Linked DNA regions of Homo sapiens: region 2 is linked to region 1. A link is a contact called in ENCODE Hi-C data. All regions are on one chromosome and are shown on one strand. Each heading gives the region's core, a stretch centred on a gene start or an enhancer-like site at or near the end of the contact. The rest is flanking DNA. Distances are from core to core; before and after follow the strand shown. Region 1 overlaps NPFFR1 (neuropeptide FF receptor 1). Region 2 has its middle 14 kb from the start of PRF1.

What was found. A loop is a pair of places that touch in the nucleus more often than their neighbours do. Pooled maps may share reads with other maps.
Region 2: a loop to region 1 is called in a pooled map, with 3 times the contacts of the local background. The contact joins two enhancer-like sites. A Hi-C loop is called at or near these places in 2 of 50 pooled maps.

The regions. Positions count from the first base shown.
Region 1 is chr10:70,272,872-70,276,544 of GRCh38, reverse strand. All of the region lies in intron 1 of NPFFR1 (neuropeptide FF receptor 1), which reads left to right. Among named protein-coding and RNA genes, the nearest start is that of NPFFR1, 9.3 kb to the left of the region's middle. RefSeq lists an enhancer at 3,311-3,410. Within about 2 kb of position 1,723, at least 6 of the 41 ENCODE cell types and tissues checked have a DNase peak (open chromatin) inside an H3K27ac peak, as active enhancers do.
Region 2 is chr10:70,587,219-70,590,891 of GRCh38, reverse strand. No RefSeq gene overlaps it. Among named protein-coding and RNA genes, the nearest start is that of PRF1, 14 kb to the left of the region's middle. Within about 2 kb of position 1,616, at least 5 of the 41 ENCODE cell types and tissues checked have a DNase peak (open chromatin) inside an H3K27ac peak, as active enhancers do.

The sequences.
Region 1 (3,673 bases), core at 474-2,973:
AAAGCTTTTTGTAGCTCTCTCGTTAATAACTGAAATTGCATTATTAGAGCTTTCCTTTTTCTAATTTAATGTCTGACTCCTTTTGAAATGCAAAAGCCTAAAAGAGACACAGCGCTTTGTTATGAGTCATTTCCTCATCCATGTGAACAAGTTTATCAGAATATTTCCTAAAAGAAGATTCTGCTAGGGATGGGGAGAGAGAGAACGTTAAGTAACCTAGGACTCCAAGCAGTGATGCCTCGTTAGGAGGTAATGGATCTCAAAGGGGTTAGGTGTCCTCTTCTATTATTTCTCAGTTGAGCACAGAGTGACCCCGGTTCTGCCTTTGGCCACTGTATGCCTGGTTTTAGGCAAGGTTTTAGGTGATACATGCACTGTTCATAAAGTGTCAGCTTTGTAGCAGAAGCCTCAGGAAGGCAAAGTTCCTTCCAAATCAAGGATCCCTAATTGCTGCTAATGGACCCTAGAGGTCTTTATATGTGACCTGATGATACCCAAAGAGGATGAGAAAATGGATGGAGATGGCAGAGCCTAAGCAGGAGCTCAAACTCAGAACAGGCGTCCTGGCTTATTTGATGCACCCTGAATCCCAGAGCCCAGCAAAATCTGGAGGTCTACCACTACTGCATGCTGTATTCTTAGAGCAAGTCTCTTTTTGTCTTTGAGTTTTGATTTTCCTGTGAAATGAAGATAATTCTCCTTTCCTTGTCAGAGATAGCTTGATGTTGTACAAAACAAATTTCAAAAATAATGGAAATACTATCTAATAGCACCTATGGGATACAGCTAAAGCAGTGTGTCTAGGAGAATTCATAGCCTTTAGTACCTAACTTATCAACATACATTAATCATATTTATGTTCTAGGCCCTGTGCCAGATAATGAGGAGCATTTCAAGCTGAACAAGGCATGCTTTCTACCCCTAAGACATTTCTAGTTTAACTAAAAGAAAAAAAAAATCTCTACACTTAGCTGAAGCAGGACGTGAAATGTGGCCAGCACTGCAGGTAAACTGAACCTGCAGACCTTGAGGAAGCAGCCAGCCATTGAACCCGGAAAGGTGCTCCAGGGCATATGTTTAGCCTTTCCAAGAGAAAGAGAGAGGGAAATCCCTGCCTCCCCTTTACTTTCCCCTCCTCTCCCACCTTAAGCCTCTTCCACATCCACTCTCTAAGGCCTGGAATTCTTTTAAATAGACTGAGAGTACAGGCTCAGTATGTGATAAAGGCAGTTCAGTTTTCACTATGAGGTAAATGATTTGTATCAGAACCTTTTCTGAATACAATTTTTGATGGGTAAAACCGGAGACCTCCTGCAGGAAGTAAGGAGAAATAAAAAGGCCTCAGAGTAGAAGAGAAGTATAAAGAGGGGCTCGCTTGGGGGCTCCTGATGGCTGTATTAGCAACTCAGCCCTCAAATTCTTTGGCCTTTGCCAATCCAAATGATTCTTGGAAGGGCAACCTGCTCTCATTCACCAAAAAGAGGTCAGGCTTGCAGAATCCATGTTGCTGTGGTGGGTGCCTGGGATGGAGGGGCTTTGGTTCAGCCTGCAAGAGGAACAGTAGGAGGTTATAGTTCTCAAGAGGCCTCCTTCCTCCTAGATCCTCTGCCACATCCACTTTTTACTTTCCTAAGCAGTACTAAGAAAGCTTTTGCCAAGGCTTGCTTCCCTGGGAACAAACCCAAATGAACTGAAACCACACTGCGACCTACTGGTTCCCCACAGCTGCCTGGCAGATAGCTAATGCAGTCAATAAGCAGTCTGAAGTTCTGCAAGGCCCTTTGTAATTTACTCTGCTGTCTCTCTGAATGTATTAACAACTCCATGAGGTTGGGAGAGGCAGGAAGCCCAGGTCATCCACATTCGAAAGCCAAGGAGAACACAGGGATGAAGTAGATCTCCCCAGTTCTCTTTGGAATACCAAGAGGTGGCATGGGGGCTTAGGGTCTACTATCATCAGTCTCCCAGCCACCCCAAACTAACTATACCTCCCTTTAAAAATTGTACTAAAGCAGCTCTAAGACAAGTTCCCAAGCTTCTCCTCCAAACCAAGTTTCCCAGCCCCCAACCTCTCTCTCTCTCTCTTTTTTATTTTCAAGATGGAGTCTCGCTCTGTTGCCCAGGCTGGAGTGCTGTGGTGCGATCTCAGCTCATTGCAACCTCCACCTCCCGGGTTCAAGCAATTCTCCTGCCTCAGCCTCCCAAGTGGCTGGGATTACAGGCATGTGCCACCACGCCCGGCTAATTTTTTGTATTTTTAGTAGAGACAGGGTTTCACCATGTTGGCCGGGCTGGTCTCGAACTCCTGACCTTGTGATCTGCCTCCTTCCATCTCCCAAAGTGCTGGGATTATAGGTATGAGCCACTGTGCCCAGCCCCCAACCTCTGTTATATGCAGTCAGTGACCACCATGGGGCCAGCTCTCAAGGCCACGCTTTCTGATTCCCAGGTCAGTGTCCTTTCCTCTCTGCATTAGCACAGTCTCCGTGGAAGATTACATGGCCTGTTAAGAGACAGCGTGTGGGATGGTGTTGGGGAGGGAGGTGGGCACAAACATCTAATCTAGGGAACAGGAAACTTGGGGGTCTATGGTGCTACCCCTGCCCATCTCTAACACTTTCTCTGACCCTGGGATTCTGAACCTGGACTCTGCAGACTCCCAGGAGGTCCATGGATGACTAACTTGAATCCCCTTGTATTCACCAAGACACTAGGGTTATAAGCAACAGAAACGAGTGCTGGCCAACCTAACCAACACTGGGAATCCATTGGAAGGGTGTGGGGAGGTCATCCAATGGAAGGAAAAGCTGTGTTATGAAGACTCAGAGGCAAATCCAAAGCAGAAGAGGTCTGATTGGCATCCTCTGGCCAGCGGTTGGTGCAGACACCTGATGGACGGTCCCTCAAAAGCTCCATGTGAGGAGGAGGCTGACTCCCCAGGGGAAAAATCAGTACTCGAGAAAGAAGGGCTCATGGATGCAGGGTGAGCCCAAAACCTGATGCCCAACACTGCCTTGAAAGTGTGTGCCAAAATCCAGGGCTCTTTTTGGGAGCGGATCCAATGCTTTTGGAGACCATAAATTCCTCCAGACAGGAACCATTGATTGGCATAACAAAAGGAAGCCCTAGGAAAGCATCTGTGAAGGAACCAAAATGCATCAGAGTCTTAAAGAATTTGATGACCCCCAAAATGTTAAGCCACACTAAACTTGACTGTGAGTGGCGGGAGGGCAGGGGCTGTATGGTTCAGTGGTTCTCAAATCCGGCTACACATGGAAATCACCAGGGGAGTTTTTTGAAAAATACCAGTGCCTGAACAACCCCATCCCCTGCCCATCATCCATCCTTCCCTACCACCCTGTAGAGATTCTGATCCAGTTGGAAGGGGCAGGAGCTGTATTGTTAAAAGCCAGGTGATTTTGATATGAGTCAGGGCCAAGAACCAGTGACATCATCAGTATTTTATCACACGTATCAGTTTCCTTCTGATTAGAAAGGTTAAATGCAAGCTAGAAAAACCGAAAATAAAAATCACTTGAGGAAACACCACCCCTTGTGGACAAACATTGTTATTTTTTCTGTTCACCTACAGTTCACATAAACGCACACTTTTTATACAGAGTACAGACTTATAATGCATGTACATACTATTTTGTAACCATTACCATGTCCC
Region 2 (3,673 bases), core at 367-2,866, 310 kb before region 1:
CAGCATGGAGAGTCTCAGCCCTGATCCCACAAGCTGTTCAGTCTCTGACACTCAGTGGCATGGCCTGGTGTGTCAGAGGTGTTTGAACCAGAGCGACTCCATCTTGAATAGGGCCTGGGTAAAATGAGGCTGAGACCTACTGGGCTGCTTTCCTAGGAGGTTAGGCATTCTAAGTCACAGGATGAGATAGGAGGTCAGCACAAGAAACAGGTCACAAAGACCCTGCTGACAGGACAGGTTGTGGTAAAGAAGCTAGCCAAACCCATCAAAACCAAGATGGTAATGAAAGTGACCTCTGGTCTTCCTCACTGCTCATTATATGCTAATTATAATGCATTATCATGCTAAAAGACACTCCCACCAGCGCCATGACAGTTTACAAATGTCATGGCAATGTCAGGAAGTTACCCTATATGGTCTAAAAGGGGGAAGAACCCTCAGATCCAGGAATTGCCTGCACCTTTCCCAGAAAACTCATGAATAATCCACCCGTATTCAGCATTTAATCAAGAAATAACCACAAAAATAGCCAACAAGCAGCCCTTGGGACTGCTCTGCTTATGGAGTAGCCATTCTTTTGTTTCTTTACTTCTAAGCTTGCTTTCACTTTATGGATTCACCTCAAATTCTTTCTTGCATGAGATCCAAGAACCCTCTGTTGGGGTCTGGAATGGGACCCCTGTCCGGTAACAGGTGGACCCAGCAGCCCCGCCCTCACCAGTCTGCACAATGGGTACATCTCATGAACAACACCATCTTTCTCATGCTGGAAGAAGCCCTGATCCTATTAACTTTCTCTTCCCAAAGGCTCAGATACTCAACCCTGCCCAACCAGAACAAGAGCAGCTGCTGTTGTTTGGTGGGGCAGAATCAGAACCTTTTGTTTATTGTAGGGCTCCAACTGTACATCTGCACTCATAGTTAATCTCCACAACAGCTGGTTCCCAGTTTCCTCTTAAAAGAGCAGTGACGTCAGCTTGCTGGCAGGACACTGGATTTTTCCCTGGGAACCCCAAACTCCTTGTGAGATTCAACCATCACAAAAAGAGGCTGACCCTGAAGAAAACATACTTGTCTCTCTTTCCTCTTTATGAAACTGCCTTTGCAAAAATTATAACAGTGAGAAAATTATGACAGTGAAAGAGATCTGATCTGACTAACTCCCATCTTGCCTTTAACCTCCAGAGTGCCATTGGTCATTCCTGGGCTTGGGCCAAGCTAACTTTGGGAGAAATTTAGTTTACAGTCTAACTGATACTAGCCCTTCCCCAAAACTCAACTGCCTTGTAAAACTAATGAAAAACCATCAGGTTAGAAGGATGGGAGGAGCCTGAATTCTGCTAAGATGTAGACAGAAACGATTAACCTCCATTATTCCAAAGGACACTAGATTTGCAACTTCCCCAATTACTCCTGCCCATAAATAACGTCACTACTGAAGAACACCTAAGATTGGCCTTTTGAGATGTTCTTTTAGACTCGCATTTCTGACAACCAGATGGCCCCGCCTGGACCCATGACTCTTGGCTCAACTGCTCCTGTGGTCCCCACCCAGAGGCAGACTCAACAAGCAGGAAGACCATTTTCCACACCTCTACAATTGTGTCCCCAGACAATCAGCAGCCCCTCTTCCCTTGCCGCCAAACTATCCTTGAAAAACCCCAGCCTCTGAATTTTCGGGAGTACTGATTTGAGTAATATACCTTCAGTCTCCCATTCAGCTGGCTCTGTATGAATTAAACTCCTCATTGCAATTCCCCTGTCTTGAAAATCAGCTCTATCTGGGCAGCCGGCAAAATGAACCCACAGGGCATTTGGGGTTCATTTTTGCAGTTACATTTATTCACAGGAATCAGCACCATCAGGCACTAGGACCTTCACGCAAGGCTCCGCCAGTGGCAGAAGGCAGTAATTGAGAGGGGACATAGCTACTGCAGACGCCTGTCCTCCACCATGGTAATGTGGGTTCTAGGACTTCATGTGATTTCATTTCATAAAGCATTTTTCCAAGTTGGAGAAATGGAGAGACCTCACTCCCTTTCCCTGCCCTTCACTTCCATTATTTTTCTCTCACAAACACCAGAAGTAAAATACTAAAAAATAACATTTCTTGAGCACTTACTATAATGTTTTAAGGACCATACACGTAACACATGTTGTTTTACATGACATGTACATACAACATGCATATGTAATACATATTAGCTCCTTTAGTCTTCCCAACAACGCTGTAAGGCAAATAAGGTTGGTGCAAAAGAAGTAATTGCGGTTTTTGCCATTACTTTTAAACGGCATTACTTTTTAAAAGTAATGTCATTACTCTTAATGCCAAAAACCACAATTACTTACTTTTAATGGCAAAAACCACAATTGCTTTTGCACCAACCTAATACTTATCCCCATTTTAGAAACAAAGTAGCCCAGAAAGCTCTGGTTTTTCCCCTCACATGTGCCTGAAACTTCCTCCAGCAGCTGCACTGCAGGACGCCTGAACGCCCACGGTGTGCTCCTTGCAGTCTCCCCTAACGCCATCCCTTCCTGGTCCCCACAGCCATCTTCAACACAGTGGCTGGAAAGGACTCACTTTAGGGGAATGTCCTTGGGGGGCCATCTCCCCAAGCTACCCTGACACTTGTTTTTTTGAAAATCTGATAAGATATACACAACACAGTATTTTTCATTTTAACCATTTTAACCATTCATAAGTGTACAATTCAGTGATGTTAAATGCATTCACCACTATCTACACCTAAAATTTTTCAGGATCCTCAACAAAAACTCTGCAGCCATTAAAAAATGGCTTTCCCTTAGCCTCTGGTAACCTCTGTTCTTTCTTCTGTCTGTATGAATTTGCCCTATTCTAGGTACGTCATATAAGTGGAATCATGCAATATTTCTCGTTTCTGCTAATTTCAGTTAGTACAATGTTTTCAAGCTTCATCCGTGTTGTAGCATGTATCAAAATTTTATTCCTGCTGGGCGCGGTGGCTGACACCTGTAACCCCAGCACTTTGGCAGGCTAAGATGGGTAGATTACCTGAAGTCAGGAGTTCAAGACCAGCCTGGCCAACATGGCGAAACCCCATCTCTACTAAAAATACAAAAATTAGCCAGGTGTGGTGGTGGGTGCCTGGAATCCCAGCTACTCAGGAGGCTGAGGTGGGAGAATTGCTTGAACCTGAGAGGCAGAGGTTGCAGTGAGCTGAGATCACGCCACCGCACTTCAGCCTGGGCAACAGAGTGAGACTCTTTCTTAAAAAATAATAATAGAAATGAAAAACGTTATTCCTTTTGTGGCTGAATATATTCCATTGTATGTCTAGAGCGCATTTTGTTTCTCCATTCATTCATCAATGGACAGACACTTGGCTTGTTTCCACCTTTGGCTATTGTGAATAACACTGCTGTGAACACTGACGTGCAAGTATCTATTTGAGTCCCTGCTTTCAATTCTTTTACATATATACCAAGGAGTGGAATTGTTGGGTCATATGGTAGTTCTATGTTTAACCTTGTGAGAAGCCACCAAACTGTTTTCCACAGCCTGCCTCTAGCTTCTTAGCTAGCCTCTGCCTTGGCCTTCCTGAGCCCACCTTCCCACCCGTGAACCCCAAATATCTGAGACAGGTCTCAGTCAATGTAGAAAGTTTATTTTGCCAAAGTTAAGGGTGTG